2 separate regions of the Homo sapiens genome follow, and region 1 is linked to region 2. A link is a loop called in an ENCODE intact Hi-C map of the cell type or tissue named here. Cell type or tissue: A673. All regions are shown on one strand. Each heading gives the region's core, and the rest is flanking DNA. Links, peaks and the distances in the headings are about the cores only. Region 1 has its middle 79 kb from the start of LINGO1-AS2. Region 2 holds the start of LINGO1-AS2 (LINGO1 antisense RNA 2).

Evidence for each region. Hi-C counts contacts between places; a loop is a spot of excess contacts. Peaks named below come from ENCODE experiments on the same cell type or tissue, not always from the same donor. Only the 100,000 strongest peaks of a DNase experiment are listed, where the experiment ranks them.
Region 1: a loop joins it to region 2, with 3 times the contacts of the local background. A loop is called at or near these places in 3 of 110 quality-filtered maps.

What each region holds. Positions count from the first base shown.
Region 1 is chr15:77,731,206-77,746,210 of GRCh38, forward strand. It overlaps a transcript of LINGO1 not described here. Among named protein-coding and RNA genes, the nearest start is that of LINGO1-AS2, 79 kb to the left of the region's middle. RefSeq lists enhancers at 6,365-6,878, 7,906-8,417, 8,418-8,931, 8,932-9,443, 9,957-10,468. In A673, for the core only: no CTCF peak of the experiment used is centred there; DNase peaks (open chromatin) are centred at 7,436, 7,726, 7,916, 8,586 and 1 weaker place; H3K4me3 peaks cover 605 bases; H3K27ac peaks cover 8,000 bases.
Region 2 is chr15:77,652,311-77,667,315 of GRCh38, forward strand. It overlaps LINGO1-AS2 (LINGO1 antisense RNA 2), which reads left to right and starts at 7,741. Exons shown (of 3, transcript NR_120362.1): 1 at 7,741-7,855; 2 at 14,650-14,776. It also overlaps a transcript of LINGO1 not described here. RefSeq lists enhancers at 7,615-8,536, 14,510-15,005. In A673, for the core only: CTCF peaks have their summits at 2,848 (motif pointing left), 3,047 and 7,592 (motif pointing right); DNase peaks (open chromatin) are centred at 2,871 and 7,621; H3K27ac peaks cover 5,764 bases.

The DNA of each region.
Region 1 (15,005 bases), core at 4,517-12,516, 81 kb after region 2:
CAGACACCAGGCTCCAATGTAGAAGCCGCCCCCAGGTGCCAATACTGTAGGAGGTGGCAGAGAGCCGCCCCACTGCCCTAGTTTCCCAGAGAGCTTCCTTGCTGAAGTGGGGAGAGACTCGGCACACAAATGCACATGCACACACATGCACATCCAGACCCACGCGTGTCCCCTGCCCGGGACAGCCAGAGCCTGGCACTAGAGCCTGCCCCACTCCTGGTGCCCTCAGCCCCTTCAGGGCACAGGACATGGGGAAGGGGATTCAATCCCAGCTCTGCCTTTTCTGTGACTTGGGTCAACTCAGCTTCCATATGTGGGCCTCCATTTTTCATAGGGAAACAGGGATCATGGCTTCCCTCTCCTGCGTGAGAACCAACGATGTTCCATGTGTGAAGAGCCTGTGCCAGTTCCTTCTCCTCACTCTCCTCCCTGCCACCATCCCAATGTGCTAGGCCTCTCCGCTCAACCCCAGCATTGCCACTGCTGCCTCTCTGTGCCCCATGAAAGCAGCCTCCTTATTTCCTCTAGGCTCAGAGATTTCATCCCTCTGTGCCTCCCCTACCCAGGTGGCTGAAAGCTCCTGTCACTGAAGCAGGGACAAGCTCTCTCCAGCTGCACACCCAGCTCCCTCCTGTCCAGCACTATCCCTGGCAGCCCTCAGTAACTGACACCCAGAGGGAGACAGCAGGGAAGAAGCTGGAGCCGCCTCCCCCACCACAACCACAGCAGCCTGGATACAGGAACCCGAATGTCACTCAGTTCAGACTGAACTGGCTCTGCTGCCCACCCCAGCAGCCACCAACCACGGCAATGACAATCACAACTCCACTGACAGGCCCTCACCACGTGCCAGGTCATGCATCATCTCATCTCATCTTCCCAATATGCCTATGAGAAAACAACTGCTGTGCCCATTTCACAGATGAGGAGACTGAAGCACAGAGAAACCATGAACCCAAGTCTAGCTCAGGACTTGAGGTCTGCACTCTACACTTTACTGCTAGGTCCACCCACAGCTCCTCAGAAATGCCCAGGACCAGAGGGCTGGCAGAAAGAGCAACGAGGCCTCCCTTCTGTGCTGGACTGAGGTGAAAACCAACAGCAGCGTTTGCAGCAGACACATTCTGACCTTAAAGTTAAAAATTAAGTTCCCAAGTATAGGATGTTGTTTAGGGAACTGGCCTAACACCCACCCCCGTGGTTCTGCTCCCGTTTTAGAAATGAAGGTAGCGCTAGCTTGCGTCCGCATCTCAAGCTCACACAAAACGTCAGGCTGGTAAACTCTGGTGGTGATGATGGGGTGGCAAGAGGTGCCCAGCAAATGCACCCATCCAAGCAAGACCCTTTCCCCATGCCTGCTGGGCAGTGCCAGGTGGACTGAGGTCCCTTCTGGAGTAGGCTTCACATGTGCAGTCCCGTCAGATGGGTGCTCGAGTGTGGCTTCCCCTCAGGCAGAGCTTCCGGCCAAGGCTGGCCACAGCCCACGCCAGCCCTGCCTGCACACAGAGCCCATGGTGGCTCCCTGCTCTGCACTCGGACAGATGCCGTTGTTGTAACTGTGGCTCCCGGGTTTGCATAATGCCTCCTTCCCGGCTCCCATGCCCCCCAGCACGCATGTTCAGGCTCTGATCTAGCACACAGGCTGCTTTTATTTCAAAGATTTCAAGAGGCCATCCCACGAGTCATAAATAATCGAAGGTGCTCTGATGCTGCGTCCAGGTGTGTTGACTGATAGCCCTCCCCACCGGCCACGGCCGGCCTCCTGGATTGGAGCCTGTCCCTTCCCAGCTCTCCCCTGAATGGCATCCCTTCCACTGAAGCCTGTGTCTGTAGATCCCTGAATTGCCTGCCCACCCTCCTTCCTGTTTCCAGTCCCTCTCAGCGTGCAGCAGCCACCCCCACAGCTCCCCCATCTAGGTCAGGACAAGCGCCTGGAACTCATTCTCACTGAACCGAGTGGGGCTGGGGCCCACTCAGCCACCCACAGGATGGCAGCTGAGGGCAGTTACTGTGGGGTAGCTTCTCAGAGGAGGCACACTCCGAGCAGAGGGGGCTGTTAGTGTCCAAGTACGGAGGAGAGGGAAGAGGGCATGTCCAGGAAGGACGGACGTGCCCCAGAGACAGAGAACCCAAGAGACTAGCCCAGGGGCTCCCTCTCACAATCTTGCTGGCTGTGGCTGCCTGGTCCACACACACATCTTCATGGATGCAGCCTCCAGCTCCCACCCCCATGCCATGACCCTTGAGGGCCTGACCAGAGGATATGGTGGCCAAGGGCGTGGCCTCCAACCATAGCCCTCCTCTCAGGTAACCCACCACTGGGAGACAAAGTGTAGGGAGAGAGACGGATAGACCCATGGAACCTGGAGTAGAGACCAAGACCAAATCCTACCTCGCGACCGAGGCCTCAGGAAGGGAACAAAGTGCTCCCTCTCATGGCTTGCTGTTGCTAAGATTAATGAGCTAATTAAAGTATGAAGATGGTTTCTTGTACACTTAAAAAGAGGTGATCAACCAACACAAATTAATCACAATTAGCAACCCTCCTCCACGCAGTCTGCCTGGATTAGGTCCACTGAGCGTAGTTTCTCCTCTCCCAAATGACAGGAGGCTGCACTGGCCCTTGCAGGGGTGTCTGAGCTGCCGAGGGCTGCACTTCTCCGATCCCCAGAGTCCTTCAAACTCCTTCCAAGACTCTGCTGCAAAATGACTGTGTGTTTTCACATCTATTGAGCACCAACTGTGTGCCAGGCTCTTCGTACTTGGCCTTCTACACACGACACAGTGCTCAGGAGGATGAGCTACGAGGAGCTCCCTTTTACAGATACGGAAATTTGAAGCCAGAGCCCTAACTCCCGATCTCAGTTAACCCCTGCCCTGGGCCGTGCGGCAAGTTAGGCCAGGGCAGGGTGGAGGATGGACAGCCACACCCCTCCAGCCCCCACTACTTCAAATCCGCTAGTACTGCTGCTGCAGGCTTGTGAGGAGGGGTGCCGTCTCCCCAACTTCACACCCCTTCTGCTCCCTCCTGAGCACATAGGTAAGGCTGACTCGGAAGAGACGCCTGGGCCCTTGACACCAAATTAAAACCAGAATTCCGGAGAGGGAGGGAGAGCATGGAATTTTTTTTTTAATTAAAATACAAAACAAAACAAAACCAGAAACCCTCCCTGTAATCATTCCCAGGACAGAGTGTCCTTGGAACTGAAGTCAAAGTTGGGGGCTACTGGGGTCAGCCTTGCCGCCCCTCATCTAACAGTGATCCCCAGACACAGCAATAGTGTCTGAAAAATGCTTATCACAGAGTACAACCAGGCCCTAAGGTCAGAGCCTGACCACCCAGAGCACACCCTGCCCCAACAGATTCCCTGGCCTGTCCCCCACAGGCCGCCCACCTTACCTGGGTGGCCCACAGCTCTGCTCCTCCTCCAGGAGGAGCCTCCAGGATCCCCAAGTTCAAGGCTGGCTGGTGCCTGGGTCAGGCACCCACACTCCCCAGGGCCCCAGCGGTTGCTCTCCAAGGGCCCCCAGCGCCTATAACCCTGACCCATCAGACCAGGGAGCTGCCTTCCTCCTTTTTCCTAAAAGCTGATCCCCAAACCTTCCCACCCCCTACCTCGCCCAGTGACTCAAAAGCGCCCCTCCCCAGGAACATGGCTGGGGAAGGGAAAGGGGGGTCCAGGAGATGGGAGGGGAGAATGAGGTGGTAGAGAGAGGGCTGCTGCTCTGCACAGACCCCTTGGCCCTGCTGCATCCACCAACACAGACAGCAGCTGCTCAACTCACTCAAGCATCGTCTCAGGGCTCAGGGCTCCGGGCTCAAGATCAGGGCCTCCTCGGTGGGACACCTGCAAAGAGACAGCAGGGAAGAGGTGAGAGGACAGTCAGATCGGGGCCTGCAGACCCGTCCTGTAGTCAACCCCACCCAAGTCTCTGCCCAGCCTGGGCTTCCCTGTGTACTGGGCCAGATAGAGCAGGAGGAGACCTGGACCCTGCCCTCTGGAAGCTTGCGGGCAAGCCTAAAGATGCCACATTCATTCCAGAGTCAAGATTGCACTTTCGGTAAAGCAAGGGCCTGGGCTACAGCAGGCTGGGATTCAGGCACCCGCACAGCCCCGGAGGACATACAAACTAGACTTGCAGCGCAGCCCCCACCTATCCAAACCTGTGTGCAGCGGAAGCCACAGTTCTCTGGTTCCTGGACACACAGGGCTGAACCTCAAATCCTCCCTCCTGAGGCCACGTGTGGCTTATGGTCCCAAGGAGCACAGAGGAGCTGGTGGGAAGGGAGTACCCAGGGCCACCTTCCCATGTCTGCCTGAGGTCTTTACCTGGGCCCAGTCTCAGCTTTGTCACTGGCTCACCCTGGGACCCTAACTGTGCCTCCCATCAGTACAGGCAGGTGCAGCAGAGTTGCTGGGACTTGTGCAAACACAGCTTGCTGGGCTCCACCCCGAGAGTTTCTGACCAGTAGGTCCTGGGGGTGGTGGGGCCTGAGGATCTGCATTTCCAACAAGCTCCCAGGTAATGCTGATGCTGCTGGTTGGGGATCACACTTTGAGAACTGCTGGCCTTGAAGATGTGTCCAGCCTGGAAAGTACAAAGCCCACACCCTCAAGGAGTTCACAGGCTAAATGGGAGACCACTCATACACACACATGCATGTGTGCACACATATCTTACTCCCAGCAGCCATAGTGGAAATGTGGTTTCTGAACACTAAGGCGATCTGACAGGGGAGGGCTGTGGGCTGGTGCAGTCACGGAAGGCTTCCTAAAAGAGGTGAAGACCTAAATGACTACCTTCACATATTATGGCCTTATTATGCAAATAACACATGAAAGCATTCTCTTTTTAAGAGGTTCAAATACAGTAGTCTGTAGAGTAAACACTCTCATTCCCAGTCACCTCTCCAGAGGTACTGACTGCCATCCCTTTGGCATGAAACTTTAACTGTGCATTTGTACACATGTGCAAATGTGTGTGCAATCCTACCTGAAGGGGTAGGATCACTTGAGGTGCACACAGACATAGGGGTATATACCAGGGAGCACAGCACCTGTGCTTGTGTGCACCTGCATTCCTCACTTCACAACAGATTTTTGAGACCTTTCCCTGTCCATACATAGCAATAACCATGCTTGTGCTCACTGAGCACCTACTGTGTGCCAGACCCTGGGCTGAGTGCTGTACCTCTTAACTCGTCTGATCCTATTAATAGATCCCTAAGTGGGTGCTGTGTTGATCCTCATTTTGTAGATGAGAAACTGAAGTGGGCCAGATGTGGTGGCACACACGTGTAATCCCAGCACTTTGGGAGGCTGAAGGGGTAGGATCGCTTGAGCCCAGGAGTTCAAGACCAGCCTGGGTGACATAGCAAGACCCTGTCTCTACAAAAAAAATAAATTAATTTAAAAAATTAGCTGGGCATGGTGGTGTGCACCTGTGGTCCTAGTTACTCAGGAGGCTGAGGCAGGAGGATCACTTGAGCCCAGGAGGTGGAGGCTACAGCGAGCTATGATCGTGCCACTGCACTCCCGCCTAGGTGACAGAATGAGACTTCATCTCTAAAAAAGAAAAACCAAAAAGAAAGAAAAGAAAAAAGAAAAGAAACGAAAACTGAGGTGCAGAGTAGAGTGGTGACCAGTAAGCCGCCTGAGTTTACAGCCAGGGCATAGTGGAGCCAAAGTTTGGATCTGGGCTGTGAAGTTCCAGCATGTTTTCCTAACGGACTGTCACAGCTGAGCTTTCATGGTGCTGCACTGAGGCATGCCACGTGGGGTGTACCCTCACCTGTGTAATCAGGCCCCCAAGGATGAGTGCTTAGGTGTTTCCAATTTTTTATTTCAAACATTGCTGGAAAAAAATATCCTGTCTCATTGAACACATGTGTAAGTATTTCTCTGGGTGCCTTCCAAAAGGGTAGATCAAAGGGTATCCACGTTTTACATGTAGATACTTGCTGCCAAGTTGACCTCCATAAAACATCTGTACTGATCTGCAACTGTCCATTTCCCCATGTGAGCCCTAAGTTAGAACAGTTCCCATTTACTCAGCACCTGTTGTGCATCAGATCCAGTAACATCTGGGTTGTCACCTCCATTCTGCAGAAAAGGAGACTGGCTCAGAGAGGTTATGCTGCTTGCCCAAAGCCACAGAGCAGAGCAATTTGCCTCAATATTGTAAAAGAAAGAGAAGGGAGGGAAGAAAGGAGAAAGGGAGGAAGGGGAGGAAGGAGAGGGAGGAAGGGGAGGAAGGAGGGAGAGGAAGAGAGAGAGAGGGAAGGAGGGAAATTCCTTGACCTCACATGCCCTCCCATTTCTCTGCTTCCCTTTAATAGCAAAACTCAAGAGCTATCTCTACTGTCTCCACCCCTTCACTTCCAGTTCCCTCTCCAGTTCTGTCCCCACCACTCCACAAAACTGCTCTTATCAAGGTCCCCCAGAAACCTCAGTTTTGCCAAGCCCAATAGTCACTCTCTGTCCCCTCACTGGTCCCTGAGCTCTCAGCAGCATCTGACATGGCTGATTGCTTTCTCCATCAGGTGACATTTTATCTCTGGGTTTCCAGGACTCGGCCTCTCCTGGCTGTCCTCCTACACCTTCTCCCCTCTTACCTAACTTCCCTCCAAGCATCCGAGGCCCCAGGGCTCACCAGGACATCCTCTCCATCCCATCCTGTCTGCACACTCCTCAGCTTAAACCCCTGCTGTGCCCCCAGGTCCCTCTCACCAGCCTCAGCTCCCTCCTGAATGCCAGTTCGTGTTCAGAGGCCTATTTGTCATCTCCGCTTGCTCATCTAACAGACCTGTCCAAAACAGAACTCTTCATTTTTATCCCCAAATTATGTTTCCCTCAGCCTTGACTTCTCTCTTTCTCCCTCGGCCCATACCCAAGCCATCAGCAAACCCTATCAGGTCTATCCCAGAACACATCCAGAACCTGACTGCTTCCCCCAGCTCCTCTGCCCCGCCCTGGCCAGCTCTTGCCTGGATTATTGAAACAGCCTCCTCCCTCACTCAGCTTCTTGCCTCCACCTCTGGCCCCAAACTATCAGAGCAGCACGATGACGGAGAGAATCAGGCCCTGTGGCTCCCTGCCATAAGCCCATGGTACAGACTGAAGTCCAAACTCTCTCCAAAGCCTTCGAGGCCCTGCCCACCTCTCAGAAATCATCTTCCACCATAATTGGCCTCCTTCCCACACGGGCCAGTCTCAGGGTTTTTGCCCTCTCGCTCCTTCTACCAAAGGTTCTTCCCCCAGACTTTCTTACCATCCCATTCAAATGAGCCCTCTTACCATCCCTAGGCACCCTAGGTAAAATGCCCACCATGCACCCCAGTCTCTCCCAATTTTCTAAGCATTTCCTCCGCCTGACATTATATTGTCTATTTATGTGTGGCCTTGTTTCCTGTCTGCCTCCTCATCACAACATAAACTCCATAAGGCAGGCAGGGCCCGAAGCCACCTTGTTCACCTCTGGATTCACCTCTGTACTATGTGCAGTGCTTGGCACCCAGGAGACAGTCAATACATATTTGCTGAAGGAAGGAAGGAAGGAAGGAAGGAAGGAAGGAAGGAAGGAAGGAAGGAAGGAAGGAAGGAAGGAAAGAAGGAAGGAAGGAAGGGGCACAGCCAACTCTACCAGACTCCGAAGCCTGTGTTCTTACTCCCTACATGAACTGCCTCCCATATGAAGAAGCAGGCAGGAGCCAGAGGGCATGCCCAGCAGGCAGGACACACTGCAAAGGCAGGGAGGTGGAAGCGAGACTGAGGTCCGGCCAGCTGGCGCAGCAGCGCACACTGCACAGCAGTGGGGCCCCAGCCTCCCTGGGATAACAGGCCCAGCAGCCCCCACCCCAGGGAGTCTGCGGCTCTCACACCTGCCAACCTGTCCCATTCAGGAGGGAGCCTTGGGGGCGGCCGGCAGCTGAACGCAACCGGCGGGGGGCCAGGATGCCTGCCAACAGCTGGTGCCGCTGCCAGGCAGCCCAGTAATTGTGTTCGCAGCGGAAATTGGTCCAGGGAGTTTTTTCCTTTCGCCTTCCATTTTCTTTCTCTTCCCTTCCCCCCTTGGAGCTGCAAGACCCAGAAGATTGATCTTTGCCTGAAACGGAGGAGATAACTCGATATAATGAACTCCACGGTCCCTCTTGCTGTTTGGAGCTTTTAAAAAATTTAAAAGGGCCAGGGACAAAAAACCAACCCCTTGGGGGCCTCAGGGGCTGCTTCCCCTCCCTCAGAAGCCCCTGGTCCTACTTCTGTGCCCCTCTGCAGCTCCCCATCTCCTTCCTTTCCCCTCCTTTTTCCCTTGGGATGCCTTGATGGAACAAAGGTTAAAATACCCCTTTCTCTTGCAAGCTTTAAAAATACTTTTGGTGAGGTCAGGGCTGGGTCCACCAATCACCCTACCTCCCAGGCCCCTGCCACTGTGACGGCTCCCTCTCCCAAGAGTTACCAGCCAGCCTGGGGGTGACAAGTTGGCTCAGTCCACCTGTTCTCAAAGCATTTCAGGAGGCCCAGCCCACCCACTGAGGTGCTGCCAAAGACAGCTTTTGTTCCTACAAGTGGTTCTTTAAAGAGCCACCTATGATACACAAAGGGAGCACAGCGGTGGCTGGGATGGCTGGAACAGAGGAGCTGCCCCTGCTTCCTGGAGGTCTGTGCCTCCCCCCAATGCATCAGCCAGCAGCCCCTCCAGCCAGTTGCTCCTGGGCTCTGTGCCCTGCATGCATTCACATATTCAGCCAGTGTTTATGGAGCACCTATCCTGTGCCAGGCACTGAGCTGAGAGCTGGGGACCTAGGGGATCACCAAACCCTTCTGATTCCTGCCCTCAGTGGCTGTAAAGCCTGGTGGCAGAGGCAGTCATTAATCAATGGCCACACTTGGGTGGGAGACACACTGGGATGAGGGCTTTAAAGGAAAAGCCAAGGAGCCCTGACAGCATGGACAGTGTGGTCAGGGAGGGCTTCCCTGAGGAAGTGTCCTTGGAGCAGAGGTCTGAAAAACAAGTATGAGACCGCCAGACAGAGGATGTGGGTGGAGGGCTCCACGCATTATGGGAAGGGTCTGCTCCCAGGAGTGTGCCATCCAATTAGAGCCTCTCCCCTGGTGCTCTGCCTGCAGAAAAAGGCCAGGTCCCCAAATTACTTACCTGGCATTCAAGGCCTTTCCTAGCCTGATGTCTGCCCCCAAGACCCTCTTGTCTCCAGCTTCTCCCTCCAAGATGCAGCACAAATGTTGCCTCAGTGGCTCCACGCCTGTGCTCCTCCCCACCCAGCACAGACCACGCTGGCCTGTTATGGGATGTTACAGGCTCACCTGCCCACACAGGTCACGCTGTGGGGCCTCTGCATACCTGGTGCCCCACTCACAGCCAAGGGTGTGTGTCAAGGGGAAGACAGCAACTGGAAGCACCCTCAGGAGGTTTTGACTCCAATCAGCGAGGGCTGGAGGCATCAGGGAGAGCTTCCTGGAGGGGCAGGGTGGGGCTTTGAATACACAAAGATTTGGATAGTAGGGTGGGGAGTCCAGGGCAACAGGGACAGAGGCTCAGAAAAGACCTGCAGAGGTGGGCACCTAAAGACCGAGGCTGCCCAAGCAGATCTCTAACCTTCAACCCCCAAAAGGCCAGGAGGAGAAGGAGAAGCTGAGGTTCCAAGAAGGCAGTGCTTCTGCCGAGCTATGCGGCCCGGCAACAGTGGCCAAAGGTGGCAGCAGCCTCCCTCCTGTCCCTAAGCAGTCATTGTCCACACATGTCCATCTCCTGGGGCTCAGGCATTCCCAGCCCCCAGCCCTGCCCTCGCCCCCAAAAGAGCTCACACACCAGGAGTCAGGCAGCTACCCTACCATGTGGCCAAGGAAGGGAACCAGGAGCCTGGAGAAGCCCAAACCTAGGCCAGCGGGGGCAAGAGGCACCTGAAGTGCTTCTCCAGGAAGGAGACATTGGCTGGGCTGGGGAAGGCACTCTCAGCAGGGGACACCCTGCAAAAAGCCCCAGAGGTGCCCCCTCTAGATTTGCTTCTTTGCCTTCTAGGCTTCTGGCCTGGCTGAGCTCCTGGGAACACGAGTCAGCAGCACCCCAAGCCTGAGCCTTTAGGGAACCAACCCCCGCCCCACCCACATTACACTGTCCTGAGAGGCTGGGAAACTCCTGGAACATTCCCTGGCCAGTCTCAGGTTTTCTACCCTCTGCCTTTGGGCCCTGAGGACCCCTTACCCCAGCCACCTTTAGAGGATACAGCAGAGGCCAGGGCTCTTGCCCCAGGAAGGCCCCTGGCCACCCTTCCCTGGTGTCCTCAGGAGCCTAGGCCCCAGCATCCCCAAGAGCAGCCCTGGAAACAGGGCCTGGCCACCCAGGAGGGGCAGGCCGCAGGCCCCACAGACTATGCTGTGGCCAGCCGCTCTCCCCAGGGCCCACCACTGCCAGCAAAAAACAAAACCGCTTGACCTTGTGGTTCCGCAGACAAGTAGCTTCCCGCCTCAGCTTCCCCAGTGCAGTCCCCTGAGGCTGCAGGCTCTGTGGGCATCAGGTACAGTTGGAGGTAAAGGAAGCTCTGTGCAACCAGCCCTGCCTTGCTTCTGGGGGCCAAAGAAGCCCTTGTCCCCATACATACTCAGAAAGCCTGGCCTAGAATGTTCTCACCTAGAATGTCGAAACACAAGACTTCCCAAGACCTCAGCTGAAACCAGAGAGGAGAGGGGCCAAGAGGAATCCTTGGTTCAGATGGAGAGAAAGAGATGGGCAAGGGAGAAAGGCAGAGGGGGGGTTGGGCCATCCACAATGGGCAGGGCCTCCAATGCCAGGCAAAGGTGCTGAGCATCACCCTCTGTGCCCAGGAGCTCCATGGACCCATCCAAGCAGGGCGGGGCCTACTGCCAGGCACTGGTAAGATGAGAGGCCAGGCAGAGGGGCCGCTCCCAGGGAGCTAACGGACCTGACTGAGCCCCACAAGCCTAGCTCAGACTGGGCCAGAGAAGCTGTCGGGGACACGTGTGGAGGAGAGTGTTCTCTCCAAAGCCTCTGAAGGTGAGAAGGCCCAGGCTGGCCCCCACCCTGGCTTGCAGGCCAGCCCAGCCAGAGCTGCTCCCTGGCCTTCCTCCCCACAGCCTCTGGGAGGCAGAGGCACAGTGAACAGAGCCTCACAGAGCCACTCGATGGCCACTTCCTGAGCACTTCCAGGTGCCGGGCACATCAGCTCACCTCCCTCTCAGCAGTTCACTGAGCTGGGCACCAGTATCCCCCTTTCCAGAGGGGAAACTAAGGTGCAGGGTGGGGATGACTCACCTAAGGCACACAGCCAGCACCTGGTGGAGGCATAATTTGAACCCAGATCTGGGTAAATCCAAAGCTGTTAACCATGAGAGCCAGAGACAGAGGGATTCTGCCTCATCCAGGATGTAGAAGCCACAAGAGAGCATCCCTCCCAGCTAACAATGAGAAAAAGCTGGATATTCTGCAAAACCATAACTTTCATTTAGCCTGCTGGAGAGCTGGTGTTACAAGGCAGTCAGGGGGACCGAATTCCAAAGACTGGTGTGCTGTCCAGGGAGAGTGGGAGCACGGCCAGCTTCACCTTTGGCAGAGACTGTAGAAGAGAGCCTGCCAAAACAGCTGGAAGGGTAAGAAGGAAACAGCTGGAAGGGGAGGAATTCTCAGCAGCTAGGTGTGGACCAGCCCTGGCAGTTCCAGACACAAGGAGTCCACCCTCACAGCCAGTGCATTTCCACGATGCTCCAAGAAAGCTTGGGGTGCGGTGAGAGGATGGACAGAACCCACGGTGGTGCACGGGTGCACAGGGCCCCCAGCCCGACGCCCAACCTCACCTTCTCAGAAATTGAGAAGAATCTGGTGAGGAAGGTGGGAGAGATGGAGTGACTGAAAGGGTGGGGGGTGGAAGGAGAGCCCTCCTGGGCTCCATGCTGCCTTGGCTCTCCGGACTACCCCCTACCCCATGCTCCCCCTGCCAGGAGGGCCTCACTGAGGAGTCGTAGGCAGCACCTTTCCCTCCTCCCTCCATCCACCTATGCCCACCTCCAGCACACCTTCACCGGGAACCCACTCTGCTTGGCACAAGCACCCAGCGTTCTCCAGGGGCAGGGCAGAGGGGACAGAGAGCCCCAGGGCCCCTATGTACTCTGTAAAAGGAGGGGCATGACTCCTTTCCCCCATTACAGGGAGTCAAGGGACTAAGAGGGGCACAGATTCTTGAGGGGACAGCATCAGAGCCCAGGCTTCCTGGCCTCAGGCCTGTGCCCTGTACCCTACCTTAAAGACAGGTAGGCTGCAAAGACCCCCAGTCTAAAGAGGGTTGGGAGGTTTTGCTCCATCCCTCCTGGAGACAGAATCTACTGTGGGCACAGAGTAGGGAATGATTTTGCATTTCTCTCTTCTTTAAGAACCTTTAGACAGTCAAATTACAACGCAATATAAAAGCAGAGGCAAAAGCATCGTGTTCAGGGCTGGCTGGGGAGTTATTCTCGAGTTAACAAGCAAGCGGGGAGAACCCAGGGGCGCAGGAGGGATGCTGAAGATTTGCCTCCTAGGGAGAGGCAGGCAGCTGGGTGGGCATCAAAAGGGCTGAAGGGGGTGCTGCTGAAAGCCAGACTGCGGGGGTGGGGGAGTCCTCCCAATCTGGAACAGAAGATGGAGGTGTGAGAGGCTCCCATGGTGAGCGCCAGAAGCCCTAGGAGCAACCAGGTAACCCTCCCTGCCTTCATTTATTGATCCATCTGTAGCCAAGCCACAAGTATTTCTTGAGCATCTACTATACGCCAGGTCCTGAGGGTCCCCAGTGGATACAGAAGTGAGTGAGACAGACAAGGTCCTGCTCTTAAAGAGCCTTGGGAGAGAACTCACCGTGGGCAGAGCCTGCCTCAACCTCTCCCCAAACGAGGCCTGGATTCTGTCTGCACATCAGGCACCTCTGGCAGACACCAGGGCTGCCTGGAGCAGAGGAAAGAGCATAGGTTTGGAATTAACAAGCTGCGTGTCTATGAGCAAGTCCCTAACCTCTCTGACCCTCAGTAAGAATAACAAAAGCCAGCCTGGCACAGTGGCTCATGCCTGTAATACTAGCACTCTGGGAGGCCAAGGTGGGCAGACTGCTTGAGTCCAAGAGTTCAAAACCAGTCTGGGCAACATAGTGAAACCCTGTCTCTACTAAAAATACAAAAAACTAGCTGGTGTGGCAGTGCTCATCTGTAATCCCAGCTACTCGGGAGGCTGAGGTGGGAGAATCACCTGAGCCCGGGAGGTTGAGGCTGCACTGCGCCGAGATGGCACTACTGTACTCCAGCCTGGACAACCAAAGTGAGACCCTACATCAAAATTAAAATAAAATAAAATAACAAAAGCCGCTAACTTGTATTAAACAGTTAATATGTAGTCAGCATTATTCTAAACTTTACATGTATAAACTCATCTAATCAACACGACAAGACTGTGAGCTAGGTTCTATCAGTATTCCCCTTTTCAGAGGAGGCAATCAAAACACAGAGAGGTCTAGTGCTTTGCCCAAGGTCATGCACATAGAGCTACTGAGTACAGCCAGGATCACAGCTGGACAGGCTGGCTCCAGAGGCCTCACCCTTAACCACTGCACCTTGCTTAAGAAGCTGTTTCCTAGCCGGGCACAGTGGCTCACGCCTGTAATCCCAGCACTTTGGGAGGCCAAAGCAGGGGGATGACTTGAGGCCAGGAATTTGAGACCGGCCTGGCCAACATGGTGAAACCCCATCTCTACTTTAAAAAAAAAAAAAATAGCCGGGCATGGTGGTACACACTTGTAATCCCAGCTACTCAGGTGGCTAAGGCACGAGAATTGCTTGAACCTGGGAGGTGGAGGTTGCAGTGAGTCGAGATTGCACCACTGCACTCCAGCACTCCAGTCTGGGCGAGAGAGCAAGACTCTGTCTTAAAAAAAAAAAAAAAAAAAAGGCTGGGCACGGTGGCTCACGCCTGTAATCCCAGCACTTTGGAAGGCGAGGCAGGCGGATCACGAGGTCAGGAGATCGAGACCATCCTGGCTAACATAGTGAAACTCCGTCTCTACTAAAAATACAAAAAATTAGCCAGGCGTGGTGGTGGGCGCTTGTAGTCCCAGCTACTTGGAAGGCTGAGGCAGGAGAATGGCGTGAACCCGGGAGGTGGAGCTTGCAGTGAGCCGAGATCTGGCCACTGCACTCCAGCTGGGCGACAAAGCAAGACTCCGTCTCAAAAGAAAAAAAAAAAAAAAAGCTGTCCCCAGCAGAGACCCTTAGCACCATTCCATGTGTCCTGCTGAAATCCAGAATCACTGCCACCCCAACCTGGCGGCTCTGCCCACTGAGCGTGAGCTTCTATTCATTTGCTGGAGACCATCTCAAATGTCCTTTCTTCAGTGAAACCTGCAGGTCTTTTTCAGGATAAAGGAGGAGACCCACATGCATTGGGACCCTGCTGCGGACGAGACCCTGTGCCAATCACCTCATACACAATTGCTCATCTCTTCCTCACAACCCTGGCAGGCAAGACCAGCCATCTTTATTTCATAGAAGGGGAAACCAAGGCTCAAAAGATGAAGTGGCTTATCCAGGGTCGGGCAAACTTTGCCATATTCCGCATGCCTCTAGCAGGGATGGATGTTGTGGGGGACTGTGTGATGGAGGCTGGGGTGGGGTCACCAGATAGTTCCTGAGCCACTTAGGAAGGGTAAAAGAGCACCTGAGTCTGAAAGAACAAGAAATTATAAGAACCAGGAGCTGGGCACGGTGGCTCACATCTGCAATCTCAGCACTTTAGGAGGCTCCCCAGGAGTTCAAGACCAGCCTGGGCAACAAAGTGAAACCCTGTCTCTACAAAAAAAAAAAATTATATGGGCATGGTGGCATGCACCTGTGGTCCCAGCTACACAGGAGACTGAGGCAGGAGGATCACTTGAGCCTAGGAAGTCCAGATTGCAGTGAGTTGTGTTCATGCCACTGCACTCTAGCCTGGGAGAGAGAGCGAGACCCTGTCTCAAA
Region 2 (15,005 bases), core at 2,612-10,611:
TGATTCATTGGGTAGAAGGGGGGTCTGTTCCCAGAGTCCCCGGGGACTTGAAAGCGTCTCTGGGGCTTCCAGGGACATCCCTTCTCTGCACTATGAAATTATGACTGACAGCTCTTCCGTCTTCCTGAGCAACTCCAACATCTCTTACCTACAGCTGCAGCTGGGGAGGGAGAGTGTGTGTGTGTGTGTGTGTGTGTGTGTGTGTGTGTGTGTGTGTGTGTTGCCAGAATACGGAAATCACATTTCCCTGTGTCAATATATCCTCCAGGTGACGTCTGTCACTCACGCCCACTCCAGACATACCCTACCTCTCAGCTGTTGCTCCTGCTGTTCTCCACCTGGAACCTGCTCCCATCTCTGCCCAGCTAAGTGGTTCAGGGTCCAGCTTCCATTCCTCCTTCACCAGGGAGTCCTGGATTTTTCCAGCCCAGTGGTGGTCAATGGCCAGCACAGTGCGGGAGGAGGGAAGGAAACTGGGCTTAACCTACAGCCTGTCTGGTCTGTGCCATGGCTGGCAATCAGTGACCCTTCCTGGAGGGAGTGTGCCTCTGTCGCCCCACCTGGCTTTTGTGTTTCCTTCCCTGACTGTGAGCTATTGCCGGGGAGTGCATGGTTTGACCCTCAGGGCCCAGCCCAGTGGGTGTAGGGCCACACAGGGTGGATGGATCAGGTCTCTCTCCTATTTGAGCCACCTCAGATTGGGAAGGGGGAAATGCAGATTGGCAAAGAAGCTCTCAGAATCCTGATGTCAAAGGTGGGGACACGGACATAGGCCAACCCCTTAATTGGGGGAGACTGAGTCCCAAAGAGGAAAAGTGACTTGCCCAAGGTCACACAGCCTTGTGGTTTTGGACTCAAGGTTGATGGTCAAGGTGGCTCTGGATTCCAGGGGTCTTGAGGCTCCATCTGCTGCTCCAGGTTTCTGTGAGCTCAAGTGACCCCAAAGTCTTTAGTCACTGTCCTTGCCTGCTGTTCTTTCCCCACCAGGCCTTGGCTACTCATCTTGAACTGACCCTAGACTCTAGGGCAGACCTGTGGCCTCCAGCCAGGGAGGTTGGTATCTTCCTGAGGAATGAGGGAAGTTGCTGAGTGACAGGGGCCTCCCCAGCCTGGTGGGCCATCCAGACTACCCCAGGCCCTCTTGGTATTGAATGGAACATTTGTTGAGTGGAATTGAATTAACTGTTCGATTGCAGGAGATGTAATTTGATCTGGATCTTATGAAGCCCTTAATAAAGTCAAGGTATTACTGGTATCTGCTGCTTTTTCATCTGTTAAACGAGGCACGGGACCAGGGGCAGGTTACCCAGCTGGGAGTGAGGGTGTCCGTCCGCTCTTCCTGCCTTAGCTGCCACCATGCCATGTGCCCCTCGGGAAGTTGCTACTTGTCTCTACCCCAGAAGCAAAAGTCTTCCTGCTCAACTTAGGGAGTGCCTATCAACCCTAACAGTCCATCTGAAAGAGATGGCTCGGAAAGGAAGAGGGGTTGGATCTCTTTGGAGCTGGGGTGGAGGGGAAAAGAGTAACATTTATTAGGTACCTTCTGTGTGCCAAGCTCCCATTCCCTTCAGTTCACTGAATGTTGACAGCATCCCTGTGTGCTAGTTCCCTGTGAGAGTCATTAAGGAATGTTAACTAATATACCAATTTTCTTCCTCTTAGGCACTTGGTGTGGAACTGCAGTTCTCTGTCCCCTTTAACATTAGGTATGGCCATGTGACTTGCTTTTGGCCAATGACATGTTAGTGGAAGTTACAAGTGTCATTTACAAGAGAAGGCTTTAAGACCCAGGGTGGCCTTGGCCTCGCCTCTTCCTGCTACCATGGTAACTGATGCACAGGTAGAGATGGTAGGCACTTCCTCAGCCTGGGGTCCTCAATGAGGAGTGGATATCCCGTGCTTGGAATGGGGGTGAGAAATTACCGTGAGTTGTTTGAAATCTCTGAGATTTTGAGGTTGTTTGTTACTGCAGCAAAACCTAGCCTAGCCTGACTGCTCCAGTGCCACTATTTTCTGGATGACAAAAGGGAGGCTCAGAAAGGTCCAGAAATTTGCTGGGGGGAACCAGGGTAAGTGAGTGGCAAAGTTAAGAGTCAGTCTTAATCCATCGGATGCCAAGACCATGCTCTTCCCTAAGTAGAGGGGTCCTGGGGCTACCTCAGGCTGGCTAGGTATGGTTAGAGCCCAGCTGGTGGGGATTGGGGCTGGGGTCTCAGCACCTATTTCTCCTAATTTCCAACCCATCACTGAGCACAATGCCCCTGAAATCCTCTCTGTGGCCCACCGGAGATGCTAGATAGGGGCCTCCAGTCTGTGAGAGGTGGAGGGAGTCATGGGAGAGAGACCTGGAGAGGTCAATGGAAAGGGCTCGAGAGCTGGACAGCGCTGAGTTCTAACCCTGGCTCTGCTGCCACTAGCTGGGTAATCTTGGGTAAGTTACTGTCCTTTTCTGAGCCTCAGTCTTTTCATCCCGTGTTACATGGAAATAATGCTACTTCCCTGGTTATTGTAAGAACGAAATGAGACGTAAAGATCTTGGCACAGAGTAGGACTCAATACTTGGGCTCTGTTGCTATTGGAGGCACCAGCCAGAGCTGAGGTGGCCCTGATGCTCCACGCCCCCGCCCTTTCCTCTCTGCTCAAGGGAACAAAGCCAGACTTCTCTCCTGTTTTCCCTAGACACACCCTAAAGGAGGCTTGCCCGTTCATCTCATGGGTTCCCACTCAGCCCCTAGGGGAGGGAAAAACAGCCATCCATAACCCCATTTATAACTGGGAAATGGCAGTCCAGAGGGTGTCACACCAAGGAAGCTCTGAGAGAGCAATGTCGCAGTGCTGGCCTCTCTTCATGGCAGCTCCACCTACAGGGTCGGGAGGGAACTTCCTGGAAGGAGGGCTGGTTGCCCCAGACACAGCAGGTGAAGTTCCAGGAAGAGGAGCTGGAGAAGAGCTAGAGATTCCACGGGGCCAGTTCTGCTTTGGAGCTGCCCATGTGGCCTGGGTTGGGCCCAGGTTGGTTCTGCCCCAGCTCCCAACTGCCTACTTAACATTCACAGACTTCTTCCTCCCATCCCACCTTCTCCTCTGCCAGGATAGCCCCTCCCTACAATGCCACCTCCCCAAACATAGACACGCTGGGTCCTACCGCCACACCTCTGCTCAAGGTGGGCACTCCTCCGAGATCAGTACCACATCCGTTTGCTCCTCCCTGTGTCCCCAGTGGATGCCGGCAACCGTGACCTGGGTGACCATACCAATAGCAGCTGCCATTTAATGACAGCCACTCTGGCCGCTCCACTGGCTGCACACCACTGGAAACCTTCAAGGTAGGTACCACCATACCCATCTTACAGACTGGAGACACTGAGGCCTAATGAGGTTCATTTGCCAGGGGTATGAAGAGATGGAACCAGATTCACACCCAGGTCTGTCTACCCCAAGCCTGTGTTCTCAGGACACCCAGCCCCAGCTCCTGACGAGACGGTGGGGCTGATGGGTGGACACCGGCCTCTCCTGCCAGCTCCCCACCTTCTCGCCCTCCTCCCAGCCTTCTCCTCCCCATTGCTTGCCTCTGTGTAGTTTCCTGTTCTCCAAGCAGCCTTCCACTTCTGCCCCGGTCACGTGGAGTTCCACTGCCAAGCTACTAAAGCCCAGGAAGTCTGCTGTGGACTCAGGTTAGGGTGGACTCCTGCCCCTGCTGGGACTCTGGGAGCAGGGTCTGCGTCCTCTACCCTCTGCTGCTTCCAGTGTGGCTGCCCACAGGGCTGGGCACTCAGGGGACAGGGGTGACAGTAAGGAACCCAGAAAGGGCCCAAAGAGTTGACTTGAATCTCAGGCAGGATGCAGGGCTGTGTGTTTTAAGGAAGAGGTTTACCCAAGGCCTGGACAACGAATCAGAGAGAACTCCAGACCCCACTTTGGCCCTGGACTGAGCTTTGGGGAAAGGAGGTCCCTGATCAACCCTTGCAGCCCCAGACAGCTCCACTGCTCCCTCCTGGCTGCCTCTGACTCTCTCTCTCTCCCTCCTTGTCTTTTTCCACCCCCTTCCTCTGCCCTTTTTCCCTTCCTAAAAAACACAGAGAAATGGGATTCAGAAGCCTACACCGCCTGCGAAGTATGGTTCAGCCTCCCCAAAAGAGGAAATGCCAGTGTGCGGGTTCTCATGGCAACTCCAGCTCCTCCCCCCGCAGCCGCCCTGCGCCCATATGGTGAGACTCGTGTGGCACCGGCTCAGAGGGGCCTTGGGGTCTGGGGCTTGGGCTGCAACGGGGGCCATGTTGGTTCCCTCGGCTGCCCTGTCCAGAGCTCACCCTCTTGGGCACACGAGACCACCTCCTGCAGGGACTCCCAGTCCTGTCCTCGGCCCTCCCCAGGATGCAGATATGTGGGGTGATATTCAGAAGCTGCCCCCAGTGTGTTAGGCACCCTCTGCCTCCCCCGTCCCTCTGGCTTTGTCCATGATACATGCCCTGGACTTTGGGAGTTCCATGTTAGGTGTGGAGGGATGGGGAAAACAGGAGTGCAGCCAGGAGCTGGTTTCTTTGTCCCTGGCAGTGGCACCCTGGCTGCCAGCCCCACCCCATCCCAAGCTACTGCACAGGTGCCCAGCAGTCCTGGTCTCTGAGCTGTGCAGTGAGGGAGCAAGGCTTGAGCCCTCGCTTTGGCTGAGCTGCCACAGGACACTGCCCCTTCATGCCCCTAAACTCTCCCCGTGCCCACCCAGGGCAGCTCCTACCAGCTGTGTGGACTCTTGGTTTTCGAGGACAGTTGGCATTTCCATGACATATAAAATGGAAGCTAATGCCAGGCAAGCTTGGGGACTGGAGGGATGGCAGCTGAGGAGCAAATCTTCTAAGGCTTGATACTCATCCTGCCTCTTTTTCTAGGGCTCAGACAGGGATGCCTGGGTCCCTGGTACTGCCTGGCTCCTCCTCCCTCCCCTGACCTCAGGTAGCTGCCCCAGACCTCAGCTAGTCATGGGGCATCTTGAAAGAACCACCCTGGGCAGGCTAGGTGGATGAGGGGCCGGGGGTGGGGGAACGCAAGCCCCAAGCCTGAGGGCAGTGAAGGTTGGGACCCACTCAGTGTTCATGAATGTGGCCCCTTCACCAGCTCAGGCCATTCTCTCTGGGTGTCCTGAATCCCCAAACTCCCCATCTTGATCCCTCCTGCACACTCCATTTCCAACTCTTCTCCCCAGACATTCCCATGACTATCAGAATCAAGGAACCCCAAAGGGGATAGGCTTGACCCCTAGGAGCACACAGATGGGGCCCAGAGAGGGTTAGAGCTCTACAAGGTCACACAGCGAGCCTGGGGTAAAGCCGGGCCCAGAAGTAGGTCCCCTGCCTCCCTGCCCAGGGTCCTCTGAAGGGCCCAAGCTGCTTCCTCTGAGGATCTCTCCCCCTCAACTGAAGGAAGGAGGGATGGATTTAGGGGGGCAGGGAGTAGAGATTCGGGAACAGATGGACTTGGAGGCTCCGCCGCGGGGGCTTGAGGGAGGGGGAGGAGGCCCGGAGAAACTGGAACTGTTACAAAGTTGCGAGTTAAAACATTCTTCACACTCCCGCCTCCTTTACTGTTCTGATGCACCAAGACGTGACAAAAATGTGTCAGATTTTTAAAAAACCGCACACACACACAAATGCCAGTCCCCGTCTCTGCCGCCCGCCCAAGCTTGGGCCATCTGTTTCCCGGGGGTGGGAGGGGAGTGGGGCTTGGCAGTCGGCACCATCACTCTGGATGCCCCCAACCTGGGGTCTGGACCAACGGCCTGGCCCAGAAATGGCCCTCAGGTGACGGCGGGATGTCTAGGAAGGTGAGGACTGTGACACTTCCCCGTCAGCAGGGCCGCCCTGCCCTGCCCACCCTGGAGTCCGGCGCATGCCCAGCCCTTCACACCGAGCTGGGCAGTAGCTCTTCTCTTCACTTCCTGCATGTGGGGGCACTGGGGCTTGGAGAGCCCTCTCTGGGACTCCCAAAGCCCACCCTTGTAGTACAGATGGGAAACTGAGGCCCAGAGAGGAGAGGAGAGGCCAGGTCCACAGTGAAACAGTCTGTGTACACACTTCACCCATTCGCTCAACAAACACTGACCAGGCATGCTCTGGTGCTGGTGCTGAGCACCGTTCTCACCGCACGTGGTTCTGGGCAAGGGGGACTCAGTGCTGAACTGGCAGATGCAGGCTTGTTCTCCAGCAGCTCAAGGCCAGGGGAAGGCAGCCGATCCGCAAGTAATAACAGACTGACAAACTGGGACTTCCAACAAAAGAAAGAGGAAGAAAAGAAAGCAGGCAGGCCTGGCAGTAGGGACTGGAAAGAAATGAGGGTGACCAATCATCCCCATTTGTCTGGGAATGTCTGCTTTCAGCACTAAGAGTTTTGCATCCTAGGAGACACCTCGGTTCTGGGCAAACCAGGATGACTGTCACCTGAAGGCTACTTTAGGTTGAGTACACTTGAGCTGAGTCCTGAACATGATGAAACCAGCAATGTGAAGATCTGGGGGGCAACAGAGGAGCTAAGACTGAGCGAGGACGGAGTGGGAGAGGAGCAGGGGAAAGGGAGGCAGGCAGATCACAAAGGGCCCGTGGGCCCTGGAATAGAGTGGAGTGGAGATTTTATCTAGTCACAGGATTCAATTTTATTGTGGTCATTGAGTCAAACTAGGGAGCAGCTTGGTGCAAAGGTCACAGATTGTAGAGAATTTTAAAAATTCATTAAGGTTGGAGCCCTGGGGGCAAGGGCAGTGGCTTGGGTGCCTGGAGAAGCTGGCTGGGACTAGATCTGAAGCTTCCTCAGGGAGCTGGGACTTCAGCCGTAGGGCAATGGGAGCCACTGAAGCGTATAAGCAGGGCTTGATGGGGTTAGATTTGCAAGGAAAAAACCCTAATGCTCTGGGCTGGTCATGGCTCTGTACAGGACCCTTTCCTGCCGTCCCCAGAACACCATGCACCACTGTCCCCACTCCCAAACCTTAGGGAGTCCTGTCATCTTCCAAGACCCAGCCCAAATGCCACCTCTTCTAAGAAGTCTTCCCTGACTTGCTGAGAGAGACAGGTGCAATCATGCCCTACCTAGGACTCCCCCATCCAAGGACCCTCAAGCAGAGGTCTCAAGGGAGCCCTCATCACAATGGACACTCTTTCGGTTCCCACTTTGTCACAGTGGATCCTTAAGGCCATCTGACCAGAACCATGTTCCAGTTGTGGACATGGAGGCTCAGAGAGGGCATGTAGTTTGCCTGAGACCACACAGCAGTTGAAGTGTGAGGTCAGTTCAGAACCATGTCACCTCTGTCTGAGTTCAGAGTCCCTGGGCTCCTGCCTACAGGGGTAGTGGATGGGGAGAAGCAAAGAGTGGCCAGTCACCTTCCCACACAGGAACAGAGGAGTGGTCATTACCATGGGGGGCTGGATGGGATGGACCATGGGGCGTGCCACCTGGCCAGCTGGCAGATTTATAATGGAAGTCTCCCAGATCAATTACTGTATTACCAGGCAGCCTGACCTTGAAAGCTGGTGGGGCGGGAGAGGCTGGGGTGGGGTGGGGTGGGGCCAGCCTAGAGCAGCTGCCTAGCCTCCTCCAGCAGAGGGCACCCTGGGAACCAGAAGACCTCCTGGTGGAGAGGAAAGGGGCGGGGCCTGGAATCGTACCATTATTGCACATTCTTCTGTTTAAAATAGTGAAAGTCCTTGTTAGAATGCAATAAACCCTTCCCTACACTATGCTCCAGGAAGAGATCATCAGACCATTCTGAAGAGGAGGAGTTGGCACAGTTACTTCTCCTCTCTGAGCCTCGATCTCCCTGCCGGCAAAATGGGGATCCTTGTCCCAGCTCCACTCACTCTATAGGGTTCGTTTGAGGCTCATGGTAAATAGGCTTAGAAATGGGCCCTCGGGCATGTCCAGCCTGGAGTAGAGTCAAGGGTGTCCAGGGGGCCAGGCGGAGGTTCAGCCATGGTAAGACGTGGAGGGGTGCCGAGGCCTCAGAGGACATTACTTCTGATTCCTCCCACAGTCTGTGTGATGATACTCGGCGCCAAGGGACTTTCTCAGGGGTGCTCTGAGATCCGGAGGGGAGGGTGCCTGGCCTGAAGCCCCACCCTTGCAGGCATCTCATGGGAGAATGGTGAGCCCTGGGGGGAGAGCAGAGTCTCCCTTGCTCTCCCGAGGCGACCTCAGCAGATGCCTGACATGGTTTGCAGCAACAGCTGGGCTCTATTCTCTGTACCAAGTGGGAGCAGGGATGGAGCCCTGGAGGAGGGAGAAGTTTGCCTCTTGCTCCCTCAGTTTCCCTTTGTCAACATTTCTCCTTAAACTCCCACCAATTAGAAATTCATTCGGGCTAGTGGATGAATTAAGGGACTTCATACATGCACAGTGTTTAGAACAGTGCCTTCCTGGCCTGGGTGGACAGGCAGAGAGTGGAGGGTGAGTAGCCTTCAAGGGCTGAGAGTCTGTCTGTAGTTTTCCCAGTGTCTGGTTTGGGAGTAGAGGAATGCACAGAGGCAGGGATGAGATCCCTGCCTGGAGCACAGGCCTCTTCCCAAGACAGGCGGGAGGGATGGATGGAGGGCTGCGGCTGTGCCTGAGCCTGGCTGCCTGCTCATCACAGTGCTGGGCACTGCAGGGAGAGTTTGGGGAGACAGGACAGGGTCAGGGGGTGATTATGGGCAAACAGAGTGGAAAATGAAGGCCTTCAGCTGGCAAATGAGTTTAACAGAAATGAGATGGGCAGAGGCTGTGATGAGAATTGCAATGCTGGGCAAAGGCGAGCCGATTTTCAAACTGGCCTGGGTGGGCAGGCTGGGATGGGTTAGCTTCATCCCTTGCCCTCAGGAGCCAGCCAGGTTGCAGGGACAGTGCCTGAGCCCCCAGACCCACCCCACACCAAGAAGGCAGAGGGACAGAGAGACCTTTGGATTGACAAGATCTCGCATGAGTGGTGGGATGAAATTAAAGCAGGAGGGACTGTGGTCAGACTTGCAGAAGAAGTTCTTGGACAGCATGGGAACAAACAGGGAAGGCTGGGAAGTCCTGGGGACAAGCTGCCCCCAATGCCCACCCTCCCAGAGGAGCTACTCCCAGCTCTGCCTCAGGCAGCAAGCAGAGCCTCCTCGCTGAGGGTATTCAGCTGTGGAAGACCTCCCAGAGGCAGGCCTCTCTTTGGGTCTCAGTTTGGATATCTATGAAATGGGAATGACAGTGCCTTGCCAGTTCATTTGAAGCCCCCAATGAGACTCAGCGCCAGACACTATCTGTTTCCTGGGTTGGGCCACCATCCCTGAGAGGGCAGAAGGCAAGACCTTCTCTGGCCCGAGGGCTCAAACACTGCTGGGTAAACAGCCTGAAGTGTGCCTCACAGCACCCTAGACCCTTGTCCTCTTTCCCCTACTGATCGCCCCACCCTCTGCTTCTTTTTCCCTCCTGCCCTTCCCAGCGGGGCCTGAGCAAACAGAGACAGCATGGCCCACATCTCACACAGGGACAGGCCAGCCCTCTACCTTTGCTGGGCCTCAGTTTCCCTGTGTGGACAAGGGCTGTGCTGACCCAGAGAGTCTTGGAGACCCTTCCAGGGCCCATGGTCTGGAGGAGAGGATGCTGTCTCTGATTCTTTCCCAATCCTCATGGGCCACTCCTGCCCAGGATGCTGCCTGCACCCACCCTGCCCGACTCCCCTCAACGGGAGCTTCCATGACCTCTGGATGGGGCAAGAGGAGATGGTAGGTAGGTTGAGGCAAGAGCCACTTCCAGTACAATAACTTATAACTGGCTGACAGATTGAATTAGACCTTTTCCAGCTCCATACCCCATTGATCCAGGAGGACCCACATATGTGAGTGTGTGTGACCCTGGCCTACACAGTTCTGGGGCCCCAGTGCACAGCCCCAGTCAGGTAGGGTTAGCAGAGGGAAGGCGTGGTACTGGTAGCTCCTACCCCCACCCCACCCTGCTCAGCTGCCCCAGCTCCTGCCCAAGGGGCCTCTGAGCACTAAGTTACAGCTTGGCCTGGCTGTGGGGAATGAGAGAAGGGCGGTCAGAGGGAGGAAGGATGGGGTTGGCTGGAGCCCTTGGGGATGAGGGGGCAGGAAACCCTTTTCTATGAGGTTCTCAAAGAGGGAACAGGCTGCCCAGCCCCAACTGAGAACATGACCCCACCCTCACCTTCTCTCAAAGCCAATACCCTCCACCCTCTCTTGAAGCCTTTCCAGCCCCCTCTAACTCCTCTTTAGCAGCCCCCAGCTCAAGGCCAAGGACTAGCTTCCTTGGCCCTGGGTTTCCCTGAATGCCCAGCCTGGGGGTCTCTACTCCATGAAGGGCTGGTGGGTGAAGGCAGGCCTGCCTGCCTCTCTGTGACCTAAAAATCAATCCTTTTAGCCCCTTCTGAAGCCAGAAGGTCTCTGGTTCTATATTTTAAAATACTTTGAAGTCGATGGACTGACTCCTGAGCCATCCTGTGCACATGTGCCCTCAGCTTGGTCACACGCAGGCACACACACTGCACATGTGTATACCAACAGATGCACACGATGACAGCAATATTTCAGTAGCTGACCACCGCACAGAACCCACACTCCCTGGGCTGGGAAAAAGACAGGCACTGCAGGAGGCTCTGGGACAAGCAAGGCCCCTGCAGGAAGGAAGCCGGTGCTTCACCACACTCGAAAGGCAGGACTCCGCCTCTGGGGGAAGGTGGGGATGCCGGGGGTCACCCCCAACCTGACAGGCTTTTTGAGGATCAGCCTCACCTCCATAGACATCCAGTCCAGGGCTAAGTCTGCCCCAGTGGCATCTGGAAGTCCTTCCTAATATCTAACTTAAATCAAATCAACCATCTCTTCCTGCATTCAGTAAACATTCCCCACGCATGGCCATGCCCTGGTAGAAGGAAGCAGAGATGTGCTGGGTCACCTAGAACTGTGTGCGGTGCGAGGGCGGAAGAAGAAAGCGGCTTTGGTGTCTATCAGTGGTCGGGGGTGGGGAGGCTTCCAGGATCCCTGGGTGGCTTAAACGGTGGTCATTCCCCATGATTCAGTTTTCTTGGCTAAATAGGGCCTGGTTCAGGCAGGAAACCCTGCCACCTCCCCCTGCCACCCAGTCCAGTGAACGTCTGCCTGAGCTCACTGGTGGGGTAGAACTCCACCCTGGACTTTGGTCCTGTCTAGGGGACCCGTTTAACCACTCAGGGCTTTAGCTAAATCCCCACCCAAGATGTATCCTGAAATGGCAGTGACATCTTCAGGTATTTATCTGCCCTTCTCTCAGAAACCCCTTCCCACCTCTGAGGCATCCTACCCAGACCCCCAGCCCCTGCCCCACTGCCTGAAATCCCACCAGTAGGGGTCCTTCCTCAGTGTTTGGGTGTTCTCTGCGTGGGGGTGCGCTTACACGCCCCAGTTCCAGAGATACGGGCCTCCCCTACCACTCTGCCGCTCATATCCCAAGTCCCAGGGGCTGAAGCTGAAGGGTCGAGTGGGGGATGGGGAGAGCCTCTGTCACCCTCCATGCAATCAGCTGAGTGTGGCATAAATGACCCATGAGTCCTGGGGCCTGGCAGAGGAAATGCTCAGGCCCAAGAGTGAGGTCACCTGGACAGGGAGGCCCAGGGAGGGGCTAAGCAGGGCAAGCCTGGGCTCCCAAGGCAGAGCCCCTCTGGCAGAGGCTGGGGCAGGACCCGGGCAAGCCTTGCCTTCGGACCTCGGCTGAGCGTGCAACACCAAGCATCTGCTGGGGAAGGTGGGGAGCTGCCACAGAGCCTTCCCTGGGAGACTGACCCAGATTTCTCTCTCCCTTCCTCTCTTCTGCCACACAGGAGCAGTGTGTGTGTGTGTGTGTGTGTGTGTGTGTGTGTGTGTGTGCGCGCGCGCATGCGTTTGCATTCTCAGCCCTGGCAGGCGGAGGGGTGGAAAGGGAGGAGGCTTGCTGAAAGCTCTGGGAAATGAGACAGAAATCCTCCCCAAATCCCTGGCCACTGTCACTAATAGCTGAAATACGCTCTTGACAACAAGGTGAAAGTCCCTGGATGCTGGGGCCTGGCCTTGCCACCAGGAGCTGGTGCCCCAGGCCTGTCTGTTATGGGAAGGCCCCAGGCCTTGTGGATGGTTGGGGGGTCATGGCCAAGCCCTGACCCCATCCTCTGGCACTCCTGACATCTCCTTTCGAGGCAACGTCCCATAGGTTCCCCAGGCGCTTCCCTGGGAAGCAGTGAGCTCCCGGTCAGGAGAGCAGTGTAAGTGGCTGGGGAGGGTAGGTCAGCATCCTGTGGCAGGCACTCAGGTATGTGTGGGGAGGTGGCTTGCACAAAAGAGAGCTGGAGGGCTCCTCCCAGCCTGAGCTGTTTCTTTGATGCCTACTTCTATCCACCAGGAGCCCCTACCTGGTCCAAGTTGGCTGGCCTTGTCCCCAGGAGGCCAAACCTCAGGACTCAGGGGGAGGGCCTTGAGATGGGCCAGGGAGGGCTGGACCCAGGCCTGAGAGCAGCAAGTTCCGGAGCATCTGACTCCAGTGGGAGGGGAAGGGTGTGTCCCTGTGGGGCTGCTGGCCGTGGCAGGGGCTCTTGTACACACATACAGATACAGAATTGTACTTGAAGGGACAGCTCCTTCAGACTTGTAAACACACAGCTGTACACATATGACACACATACAGAGATCTGCATGTGCAAACAGAGGCATGCTTGTACACACGTGTGCCTGAGCTCATACAGAGGTGGGCGCACATCTTGGTATACAGGTCCCTGCCTGTGCACATGTGGGCAGGGACGCCTGGTTCCCTTGTGGGCTGTTCTGAGCCCCATGAGGTGTATGAGAGACATTTTCCCCAGAGACTGTCCACAGGATGTTCAAGCCAAATCCTCGAAAAGCTTCCAGAGGTGACTCCAGAGGCAAGCCCTCTCCTCTGCCAGCACTCAAGGCCCCTTGCCCAACCCTCAGCCTTCTGGTGGGCTCTGTGTCATGTCCTCTCCAGCCAGGCCTTTCCTGCCTTGCTCCATGCTTGGCAGATACCACGCTTTGCCCTGTACCCTGACAGCTAGAGCCCTGCTCCTTGTCAAGGACCCCAACATCCTGCTAGAGGGCAGTGGGAACCTCCTGCTCACCCACTGCTTGTGTGTGACCCTGGGTAGGGTTCTGCCACTGCCTGGGCCTCAGTCTCTCTTCTGCCTATTGGAGGGGCTGCTTTGAGGCCTGGGAGCTCTGAGACCTGGGAGACCCAGCACAGATGAGTGCAACCATAGTTGCGAGTGCCCTTCAGGCCAGCCCAAGCCCAGGTGGCCCTTTCCTGAACCCAAGGAATATCCTTTGTCCTCACACATCCCCTCCACAGCTAGCTGGCTTAGTCGCCATGCTGGGAATTCCACCCGCCTGCAGACGCTGACCTGCCCACACCGCACCCTCCGCCAGGCAGGTGAGGTGAGATGCTGAGCTGACCCGCCTCCAGGCTGCCCTGCATGTGTCCTGGGCCCTTTCAGACCCAGGGCCTTTGCACAGGCAGTTCCCTCTGCCTGTGGTACTCATTCCTCTCCCTCAGCCTAAAAACACCTCCTTTTCCTCAGTGAATCCATTCAAGTGTTTGCTCTTCTGTGCAGCCTCTCTCCCCCATCCCAGCCACCCCCACACGGTGCTCTGGTTCTGGCTCACTGAGCAAGTTTTCCCCAGCACTGGTGAGCCCTGGCTATGCTTCCCCACCACCAAGGCCATGGGCTCCCCCAGGGCACAGCGAGGACCTGTTTATCTCAGTGTGCTTGGACCCTCCAGAGGGCCTGGCTCAGAGCACACAGCATCCAGCAAGTGTTGGCTGAATGAATGAATGAATGAATGAGTGAATGAATGAATGACATGAACATGTGGACATCTCCGCCAAGTCCTGTCTATGAGCTGAGACACAAGTTTCCGAGGTCCCCTTTGAGTGGGTGTTCCTTGGTGGGCAGGGCTGCCTCTCTCTGCCTCAAGGAGTCTTGCAGTCAGAGGCTCGCCTCTCATTCAGCAAACAGCCCTGGTGGAGGACCTGTTGTTAGAAAGTGTGCAGCGCTCCTGGGGGCAGCAGGCACACATCAGAGAACATGGGAGGGAGCCATGGGGCCTGCGTAATATGGGGCTAAGATGAGTGTGCTGTCGTCACTACTACCCTCATCTGCTGATTACCGTGAGCCGGCACTGGGTGAGGGGCTGGGGATTAGCCTCTGCCTGCCCTGGGGAGCACACAGGGGAAGAGATGCAGGTGAAGGAAATGACTTAGGGGCTGAAGCTGGAGGCAGAGGAGGGTGATGGCTCAGTAGAAGAGCTTGGGAGCCACACAGCCTGATTCATGCTGCCCACCACTTAACAACCTTGTGATCTGGAGCAGCTAACTTAATCTCCTTGCATCTCAGTTTTCCTTCTCTATAAAATGGAATGCTAAGTATATTTGCTCCATAGCATTGTTATGAAGATCAAATGCTTGTAAGATGCTTTTAACAGTGCCTGGCACATCATAAGCACTCAAAAAACAAGCCCTGCCACTATGAGTTGTTGGATCATTAGTTCAGAGCAGCCCCAGACTAGGCATGTAGCAAATGGGCAGGCTGGCAGCACAGGAGACAGGCAGGTGGCAAGGGCTGAGGAACTCAGCCTCTCTGAATGATAAGTGGCTTGGCTTCTTGTGTTCAAGGAATGAAAAGATCTAAAGAAGTCTGGCCAGAGGGACACTGAGATGAGCAATGTGGTTGGAGGAGAGGATACTGACCCAAGAATTCTCTGGATAAGAAGAAGGAGGAGGGGAAGCCTGAAGTGGATGGGTAAGGAGGGTCTGGGGTCTGGGAGTGCTAATCCTAGCCTTTCTGATCCTAACAGTGCATGGATGAGGGGGGCATGTGATTGCCTTGCTGTGGAGGTCAGCACCAGCAGAGCTGTGCAGATCGGAGTGTGGCCGGGGGCAAGGGAGGGGAGCGCATTCTCCCACTGGAGGAGCAGAGCATAGGGCTGAGGAGCTGCTCTCCCACCTCCGGCTATCTGGATGGCCCTCAA